Linked DNA regions of Homo sapiens: region 2 is linked to region 1. Evidence: read pairs that join two places in POLR2A ChIA-PET (ENCODE). Cell type or tissue: CD4-positive, alpha-beta T cell. All regions are shown on one strand. Region 1 holds the start of EP400 (E1A binding protein p400). Region 2 overlaps EP400 (E1A binding protein p400).

Region 1 (5,000 bases):
TCATTTTATGACATTTTTATCAACCCAAAAAGGAAACCCCACATTCATTTGCAGTTACTGCCTATCCTCTCCCCACAGTCCCTGACAACCACTAATTTACTTTCTTTTTCTTTTCTTTTTTTTTTTTTTTGAGATGGAGTCTTGCTCTGTTGCCCTGGCTGGAGGGACAGAGTCTCACTCAGGCTGGAGTGCTATGGCATAATCACGGCTTCCTACACCCTCAGCCTCCCTGGGCTCAAGTGATTCTCCCTCAGTCTCCTGAGTAGCTGAGACTACAGGTGTATGCCACCATGACTGACTTTTAAATTTTTTGTAGAGATGGGGTCTCTCTATGTTGCCCAGGCTAGTCTTGAACTCCTGGGCTCAAGGGATACAACTGCCTCAGCCTCCCAAAGTGCTAGGATTACAGGCAACAGCCACCGTGCCTGCCCTTTTAATTGTTATGTTGTAAATTATTTACTTTGGACACGAGTTCCATGTCAGACATATGGACTTAAGGTAATTTCTCCTGTTCTGTGGATTATCTTTTTTAAATGGTGTCATTTGCAGCACAAAAGTTTTAAATTGTGATGATGTCCAATATATCTATGTTTGTTAGTTGCGTTTTCAGTGTCATATCTAAGAAACCATTTCCTAACCCACAACCCCGAAGATTTATGCCTATGTCTTTATCTGGAGACAGAATCTCATTCTGTTGCCCAGGCTGGAGTGCAGTGGCATGATCTCGGCTTACTGCAACCTCTGCCTCCCGTGTTCAAGCGATTCTCCTGCCTCAGCCTCCGGAGTAACTGGGATTACAGGCGCCTGCCACCACGCCCAGCTAATTTTTTGTATTTTTAATAGAGACAGGGTTTCACTATGTTGGCCCGGCTGGTCTGGAACTCCTGACCTTAAATGATCTTCCCGCCTCGGCCTCCCAAAGTGCTGGGATTATAGACGTGAGCTACGTCTGTGTCTTTTAATAGAGTTTTGTCGTTTTTGGCCGGGCGTGGTGGCTCACACATGTAATCCCAGCACTTTGGGAGGCCGAGGTGGGCGGATCACTTGAGGTCCGGCGTTCGAGACCAGCCTGGCCAACTTGGTGAACCAACCCCCCTACTAAAAATACAAAAAATTAACCAGGGGTGGTGGCGCGAGTCTGTGGTCCCACCCACTCGGGAGACTGAGGCAGGAGGATCACTGGAGTCCAGGAGTTCGAGGCCAGCCTGGGCCACACAGGGTTTGGGTCTTGCATGTGAGCCTGGTCTGTTTGGTGAATCTGCAGAGTGTGAGAGCTGGCGGCCCACTTCTGTTCCACGTGGGCGCATTTCCCGAACTGCGCGTGGAAAAGCCGGGCTGCCGCGACTCCGTCAGTCTCGGCCCCGCCCCCGCCTTCCTCAGTCTCGGCCCCGCCCCGCCTCCGTCTGTCTCGGACCGGCCCCGCCTCCGTCTGTCTGGGACCGGCCCCCCTCCGTCCCTCTCGGCCTTGGGTTCGGCCCCCGCCCACCCCGCAGAGTCTCGCGGCGCCCTAGTCCTCCGGCGCCCTCGACCTCCGGCGCCCTCGCGCGGTCAGAGCGGCGCCGCGGAAGCGCAGCTACGGGCGCGCGGACGCGCGTCCCTTCCGGCTCGCCGTAGCAGCCGCGCCGCCGCTTCCTCCCGCCGGGGCCCCGGATGCACTGAGCGGCTGCGGCGCGGCTTCCATCCTCCCGCCCTCCTGACGCGGCCGGAGCGCAGCCCTGAGGCCCAGGGTAAGTGAGGGCGGAGGCGCGGGACGGGGGCGGGAGGCTCTCGGGACGGCAGCGTCCAGGGTCCGGGGTCGCGTAGCCGCAGCCGCGGGCGTACAGGGCCCGCTCGCCGGCCGGCCTCGGGCGTCGCGTGGGGACCAGGCCGTGGCGGCTGTCGTGAGCGACCCCGGGCGGGCGACCGGGCTGAGGGCTCACGGGCCCGGGTCTTTCGAGTCGTAGCGCCCGTCCCCCGCAGGTCGCGCGATCCGCGCCCATTTCTCGTGGCCCCCCGGGCTCCTGGGCTGGGGGCGTGGCCGAGGGCAGCTCGGCGCGGCGGCGTTGCGGGAACCGGGGGACTCCGGCCCGCGCCTCCTGGTTCTCGGGGCTGAGGGGGTGGCTCTTGCTCCTGGCGCTTGCGTGGGCTTCCCTCGGGGTCACGGACGCGACGCTGAGATGCGGGGATGGGACGTCCAGAACCACTTTCCTGAGGCGCGACGGGGCGAATTCACTCAGAACTTAAGGACCCCGCGTCCCGGGCGTCCCGGAACGCGCCGCCACAGGGGTTACAGTGAGGTCCGAATCCGCTCCTTCTCGGCGTAGACCTGCCCGGTCCTCCACGGCGGAGCCTTAGTAATTGCCGCTGCCTCCCCGGGGGCGCCTCTCGTCACACACCTGCGGCCCACGGGCTTCTGCTCAGCTGTCGCTGTGTCAGTGACAGAAAAGTAACGTATCCCAGTGCTTTATTAGTAATTACTTTCTGAGACGGGGTCTCGCTCTGTTGCCCAGGTTGGCGTGCAGTGGCGCGATGACGGCTCACTAGAGCCTCGACCTCCCGAGTGGTTGGGACCAAAGGCTTGGGCCACCATGCCCGGCTCACTTTTTATTTTGTTTTGTTATTTTCTTTTGAGAAAGAGTCTCTCTCTGTCACCCAGGCTGGAGTGCAGTGGCGCGATCTCGGCTCACTGCAACCTCCGCCTCCCAGGTTCAAGCGATTCTCCTGCCTCAGCCTCCCGAGTAGCTGGGACTACAGGCGCCTGCCACCACGCCTGGCTATTTTTTTTTTTTTTTTTTTTTTTTGGATTTTTAGTAGAGACGGGGTTTCATCATGTTGGTCCGGCTGGTCTGGAACTCCTGACCTCGTGATCCGCCCCCTTGGCCTCCCAAAGTGCTGGGACTGAAGGCATGAGTCACCGCGCCTGGCCAGTTTTTTGTGTGTTTTAGTAGAGACGGGGTTTCACTGTGTTGCCTAGGCTGGTCTCGAACTCCTGAGCTCAGGCAGTCCGCCCACCTCGCCCTCGCAAAGTGTTAGGATTACAGGCATGAGCCACCATGCCCGGCCAATTTTTTATTATTTGAGTTGGGGTCTTGCTGTGTTGCTCAGGCTGGTCTCGAACTCCTGACCTCAAACAATCCTACCGCCTTGGCCTCCTAGTGCTGGGACTGTAGGCGTGAGCTACCGCGCCGGGACACGTGGAAGTGTTAATAGGGCTTCTCTCTGGGTTCGTGGATGAGTTGTATTCTTTTTTACTTATTTGTGTTGTCATTTTCTTTAGCAGAATATGTGCAATAAAATAATTTCTGTAATTATTCTTTTTATTGTTTTTTTGTAGACAGAGTCTCACTCTGTCTCCCAGGCTGGAGTGCAGTGGCGCGATCTCGGCTCACTGCAACCTCTGCCTGCCAGACTCAAGTGATTCTCCTGCCTCAGCATCCCGAGTAGCTGGGATTACAGGTGCCTGCCATCATGCCCAGCTAATTTTTTTGTATTGTTTGTTTGTTTTGAGACGGAGTTTTGTTCTTGTTGCCCAGGCTGGAGTGCAATGGCATGATCTCGGCTCACTGCAACCTCCGCCTCCCGGGTTCAAGCGATTCTCTTGCCTCAGCTTCCCAAGTAGCTGGGATTACAGGTGCCTGCCACCACACCTGCCTACTTTTTTTTTTTTTTTAATTTTTAGTAGAGAGGGGGTTTCAACATGTTGGCCAGGCTGGTCTTGAACTCCTGACCTCAGGTGATCTGCCCGCCTCGGCCTCCCCTTTGCTGGGATTACAGGCATGGTGAGCCACTGCACCTGGCCTTTTTTTTTGTATTTTTAGTAGAAAAATGGGGTTTCACCCCCCATCTCTACTAAAAATACAAAAAATTAATCGGGCGTGGTGGTGGGTGCCTGTAGTCCCAGCTACTCGGGAGGCTGAGGCAGGAGAATGGGGTGAACCTGGGAGGCGGAGCTTGCAGTGAGCGGAGATTGCGCCACTGCACTCCAGCCTGGGCGACAGAGCGAGACTCTGTCTCAAAAAAAAAAAAAAAAAAAAAAAGAAAAAGAAATAGGGTTTCACCATGTTGGCCAGGCTGGTCTCAAACTCCTGATCTCAGTGATCCACCCACTTCGGCCTCCCAAAGTGCTGGGATTACAGGTGTGAGCCACCGCGCCCGGCCCCAATAGCTTGTTTTTGTTTTTGTTTTTGTTGTGGAGACAGGGTCTTGCTCTGTCACCCAGGCTGGAGTGCAGTGGCATGATCATAGCTTTACTGCAGCTGTGACTTCTTGAGCTCAAGTGATCTCCTCCCAGGTAACTGGGACTATAGGTGTGTGGCACCACGCCGTGCTAATTTTTGATTTTTTGTAGAGACACTATCTCACTGTGTTGCCCAGGCTTGTCTTGAATTCTTGGACTCAAGACATCCTCTGGTCTCAGTCTCCCACCGTGTTGGAATTACAGGTTTGAGACACTGTTCCCAGCCTGTTTCTTTTTATTGTTGAGGAGTACTCCTTGGTGTGAACGTACCGGTTTGTCTGTTGCCCGCTGATGGACCATTTGGATTGTTTCCAGTTCTTTGTTTTCCATCTTTTTTTTTAATAAGGGTAACACATGAACAGTTCACATTGAAAGATATCCAAACAACACAGAAATACATAGAGCTCGTTAAGAGTTCCTTTGCCCTTTCTCCCCATTCATCAGCTCCCCACAGCTACCAAATTTGGAATTCATTTTTCTGGGTTTCTTTCCATACATCAGAACATGCATTCTCAGTGAGGGCGATATCTCCAACAAGGGAGTGAAAATTAGTTATTGGAAGAAGGGTGAAAAAACTTAGGCATTACAGTGATTTGTGGCCTCCCGAAGATCCCAGTTCCTGAACAGATGTACAGTGTGGTATATCTGTGTACAGCTGTAGTATTAAAATTCCATGGGGAGGCAATTAGGAGAGAAACTTATACAGATGTTCCTTAGCGGGGCCGTGGAAAAATAAAGATCAAGAAACAACAGTAGAATGATGGATTGGGGATTTATAACCTTA
Region 2 (5,000 bases), 62 kb after region 1:
ATGGATGTGTTGTAAATATTTGTTTAAAGTCTGCTAAGTCTGTCTTGTAACTTGGTTTATGTTACATTTATAGCACAGAAGTTGAAATTTGTATGTATTCCTCTAATAATCTTTAAAAACCTTAGTTTTCTCGCCAGGCTTGGTGGCTCATGCCTCTAATCCCAGCACGTTGGGAGGCCGAGGTAGGCGGGTCACCTGAGGTCAGGAGTTTGAGACCAGCCTGGCCAACATGGTGACACCCCGTCTCTACTAAAAATACAAAAATTAGCTGGGCATGATGGCGTGTGCCTGTAATCCCAGCTACACAGGAGGCTGAGGCAGGAGAATCGCTTGAACCTGGGAGGCAGAGGTTGCAGTGAGCCGAGATTGTGCCGTTGGACTCCAGCCTGGGTGACAAGAGCAACACTCCATCTTAAAAAAAACAAAATCTTAGTTTTCTGAAGAATGAAATTTGAAACAACATATTTTAGGATGGTTTGGATGTGCCCTGACTAAAGCTTGGGAAGCAGCGATGGACACAAGCCCTTGGCTAACAAAACACAGTTTAGACGCCTGCTGTGTGGGTGCCTGGCTTGTGGGAAGGACTTGAGCAGGGTCTGGGGCTCTCTTAGTCTGTGAGTCCACTTTCTGAGTGTTACTCGTTTCCCCTGGGATCTTGGAGGGGTTTTCTGTGGTTTGAATGAACACTAGTGTCTTCTTGGGACTGCTCGTTCAATGTGTGTCTACTAAGGCCTCCTCTGGTGCAGGCTTGGTGCTTGTGCAGCAGCGCCCTGGGGGCCAAGGAGCAGCTTCTGGGCAGTGTGCTGGCTCCAGATGAATGCACTTGTTCCCCCCCAAGTCTGCCTCAGTCGTGCGATGGCTCATGTGACACATACTCATACTGATGAAGCGTCTCTGGTCAGACACAGTGCTAGGTGCCTGGACATGACAGATACTTTGACGTGGAAAATTCTGTTTTTTGCTTTGTAGGTAATTGGGGCCCCCATCTTGTTGTTGTGAGAAGTTGTAACATACTCAAGTGGGAGCTTGAATTGAAACGTTGGTGTCCCGGACTCAAAATCCTCTCATATATTGGCAGCCACAGAGAACTCAAAGCAAAGAGACAGGTATTTTTTTTTTAAACATAAAATAAAGCTAAACAGAAAGCCATGTTAATTTTTATAAAAGACACATTAAAAAATGTGAAGACATGCTTATTCATGGAATTATTAAAGATCACTCATTCATGAGTTAACAGACCTTTATGTTGTTCCCCTCGAAAGCATAGACAATACCGCATCGGCCTGGCCATTCCTTGTGAGGAGGGCCACGCACTCGCAGGCCCAGGTGTGCACAGATCTCAGTGTCACTGCCCAGAAAGTGGGGCAGTTTGCTCCGAAAATGGTATTCTCTGGGACAGTGCAACACTTTCCCCCTGGAGGCCCTGCTGGCTTCCACAGGCACAGAGGAGAAGCTAGGTGCTCCCAGCTCTGAATTTAAAACCCATAGAACCATTTCCACAACATGCCTAATAGATAACGTTTCTGGAACAAATTTTAACTTATTAAAGATTTTTGTCTGCCCTATAGTTTCTAGTACTAGGTCACTGAAGGTAGATTCATCACAGTTTTCCATTGAGTAGAACGTTTTGGACCATTAGACATCATTGTGTTGAGTAGTGTTTACTGAAAAAGTGAGCTTTCAGTAGTATTTTCTTTTTTACTATTGTAGTCTGTTTTTGGTGCTATTGCAAAATACCACAGACTGGGTAATTTGTAAGTATAGAAATTTATTTCTCACAGTTCTGGAGGCTGTGAAGTCCAAGATCCAGATGCCAGCAGATTTAGTGTCTGGTGAGGGCCTGGTTTCCGCTTCCCAGATGGGGCCTTGCTGCTGCACATTTTGGAGGGGACATGGCGGAAGGGATGGAAGGGCAAAAGGGTCCAAGCTGGTTCCCTCCAGCCCTTTCATACTGCACAAGTTCATCCTTGAGAGCAGGGAAGTCTCCACTTCTTAATACTACCACCATGGGCATTAGATTTCAACATGAGTTTTGGAGGGAACACATTCAAGCCATAGTACTATGTCTGGCTTTTAGTTTGTTTTTAAAAAGTGTATAATGCAGTCAGTTGCAATACAGATGTTGACATCTCTTATTTTTCTGAGCACACTTCCCCTTGTTTTGATTAGATACTAGAAGAGCTCGCCCTGCTTCAGGATCCTCTGCCATAATCTCAGTATTTTCCAAATGGTAATTGTCAGCGCCTGCAAAATAGCTTCTTAATTTGTCAACGAAACTGCTTTAGACCCCTAGAGGTAGAGATAAAAACATAAACACAGCCGTTTTCTGTGCGGTAATAGCAAGTTATTTAAAAAAGCAAGTAAAATTATAGGTGGGAACGGAGTCACTGGGTGGCAAGCTTTGGGAAGTGTGTGTCCTCAAGGTGATTTTGAAAGACAGTGGAGTGTGAAGGCACTGAGCTGTCCTCTCTGTGCTGCAGGAGTGGGCCGAACCCAACAGCTTCCACGTCTGCATCACGTCCTACACTCAGTTCTTCCGGGGCCTCACCGCCTTCACACGAGTGCGCTGGAAGTGCCTGGTCATTGATGAGATGCAGCGCGTGAAGGGCATGACCGAGAGGCACTGGGAAGCGGTTTTCACCCTGCAGAGGTCTGTGTGTTACGCGCTTGTCATTGAGTGTTCTTTGCTGTTGATGTAGAAGATTCTCTTGAAGAAATCTGCATAATTGCAGACACAAACAATGGCCTTTGAGCTAGAGAATTGCTTTTCATCTTCATCCCAGCACATGGGCCAGAGAGCCCCAGAGCTGGGTCAGTGCAGCCCCCCTTTTCAGGCATGTGCACGTTGACATTTGCGGTGTCAAATTACTGTCCCTTTTCTCACACATTGTCAGAGAAGATGCTGCTGCAGCCAGCCCCGTGGCTGTAGAACTCCAGTGTTGTCTCTTGTCCTGTTTGCAGCCAACAACGTCTGCTTCTGATCGACTCGCCGCTGCACAATACCTTCCTGGAGCTCTGGACCATGGTGCACTTCCTGGTCCCAGGGATCTCCAGGCCCTACCTGAGCTCCCCTCTGAGGGCCCCCAGTGAAGAGAGCCAGGATTACTACCATAAAGTGGTCATAAGGTTACACAGGGTAGGTTGGGTTCTGCCATTTCAGTTAATTAATTAAACATGCGTATGCCTTGTTATAAACGTGTTACAGCAGCATTTTTGGAAAGAAAACAGTAAACAGTTTTTATTTTCAGGTGACACAGCCATTTATTTTGAGGAGAACTAAGAGAGATGTGGAAAAGCAACTAACAAAGAAATATGAGCATGTTTTGAAGTGTCGCCTTTCTAACCGACAAAAAGCCTTATACGAGGACGTTATCCTGCAACCTGGGTGAGTGTGGGCTCTGGGCATGTGCCCCCTTTGCTGTCCCTGCCTGTGAGGGAAAACGGCCCTTTCTGTGGCCTCAGCAGAAAGCTCCTTTCCGCAAGGATTGGGTGTCTGGAGCTGGAGACCGAGGCACCCTCCTGGGGGCAGCAGGCTCTGCAGCCTCAGGTGTTTCCAGCTGTTTCAGGCTCATGCTGGTCCTGCTGCACTTCCCGTCTCAGAAGCCCCACTCCTGTGTAGCTGCCCACGTGTAGGGTGGTGTCCTGGTGCTGCTCCCTGTGTTGCCCAGAGAATTCTGTGAATTTTAGTTTCCATTCATCCGGGAGGGATGGTGATTGAGCAGCTCGCCTTCCCACAGCCAGCTGGAGGCCCCAGGACTTGGGTCGGCTGTGGCCCACCGGAGGTGGCACGCTGGTGTCTGTGGCGCAATGAGTCGTGCGTTGCATGGGGTGGAATGCGCCACGCAATGCACACCATGTGATGGCCAGCCGCTGTGCCTCTGTCTGGCAGGGACGTGCTGGTGCCAGAAGCTGTGCCCTTTGAGTTGACACAGAGTGTGGGGCCCCCTTTGACCCTCTCCGAGGTCTTCAGATGTGCATGGTTTTGGTCTGTCAGGCTTTCCATTTTCCTGAGTTTAGATGAAAAAAACACAAAAAACCCTGGAAATCAAGTTTTGGAGGATTTGAAATTTATCTGTGCTTAGTCATCACACCTCACTCTCTGCTGGGGGTGTGGCCATGAGGCTTTGCTGCAGGGTTACCCCCTACCCCGTGCCACCTCAGCCTCAGCGTCCCTCACAGGCACAGTCAGACACACTGGATCAGGTGACCCCACTCTTCCCCCAGCCACGTGCTGATGTGCTCCCCTCCTTGTGGGGAGATGACATGGGGACCCTGATGAGGTGCTGTGGCGGGAGCAGACGCCAGGTGATCGTATGAGTGCACTCTGGCCGTGGCACAGCAGACTGTGGTTTGTGGAGACTAGGGGTGAGGCCATGCTAGCCACACCCCACCCCCCGTCCTGGGTCTCCCTCTCTGTGCCTCATCCTCTGCTCTGGGTCTCCTTCTCTGTGCCTCATCCTCTGCTCTGGGTCTCCCTCTCTGTGCCTCATCCTCTGCTCTGCAGCCAGAGGGCGTGCACTCATGGGCTCGCCAGGGTTCTGTGCATGCGCATGTGGAGCCTGGGCACCCTCGAGAGGCAGGTGCCTGTGAATGCAGCATGCTTAATCCTGGTGAGTGGAGATTTCAGGAGGGAAGGTAAGTGTGCATGATGACTGTGGAATTTCTCAGTCCTCCACAAATGACACAGTACAACCGTCCTTTCTCCAAGAGGCGGAGCAGTGGAGCAGCACTTCATTCCACACCATTAGTGGCGAGACTCTCCAAGCATTGTAGAAACTTTGTATGTGTGGACAGAAACCGCTTTGCCATGTTGCTGAAGCTCTGGTGTCAGATTTTTCAGTAGAATACTGAAATCAGCCTATGTCAGCTTTGGTAACATACTAGTTGTCATTTGAGTGGAGAGGACTCATAACTTTATGCAGGTTTTGAGCGCCAGCCTATCAGGGAAGTCACGTTGACCACGCCCTGCGTACAGAGACCGTCTTAGGGAGTCCGACCCA

Evidence for each region. ChIA-PET counts read pairs that join two places held together with the same protein. Peaks named below come from ENCODE experiments on the same cell type or tissue, not always from the same donor. Only the 100,000 strongest peaks of a DNase experiment are listed, where the experiment ranks them.
Region 2: POLR2A ChIA-PET joins it to region 1 with 5 read pairs; 5 of 35 experiments call an interaction of 5 or more read pairs at or near these places.

Annotation. Positions count from the first base shown.
Region 1 is chr12:131,948,310-131,953,309 of GRCh38, forward strand. EP400 (E1A binding protein p400) reads left to right here and starts at 1,633. Exons shown (of 53, transcript NM_015409.5): 1 at 1,633-1,727. RefSeq lists silencers at 1,205-1,254, 1,345-2,044 and an enhancer at 2,097-2,804. In CD4-positive, alpha-beta T cell, a CTCF peak has its summit at 1,569 (motif pointing left); DNase peaks (open chromatin) are centred at 1,492, 2,042, 2,342, 2,912 and 1 weaker place; H3K4me3 peaks cover 2,084 bases; H3K27ac peaks cover 1,630 bases.
Region 2 is chr12:132,010,529-132,015,528 of GRCh38, forward strand. It overlaps EP400 (E1A binding protein p400), which reads left to right. Exons shown (of 53, transcript NM_015409.5): 16 at 970-1,106; 17 at 2,481-2,650; 18 at 2,962-3,136; 19 at 3,249-3,385. Among named protein-coding and RNA genes, the nearest start is that of SNORA49, 18 kb to the right of the region's middle. RefSeq lists enhancers at 3,278-4,071, 4,072-4,865, 4,875-5,000. In CD4-positive, alpha-beta T cell, no CTCF peak of the experiment used is centred here; no DNase peak of the experiment used is centred here.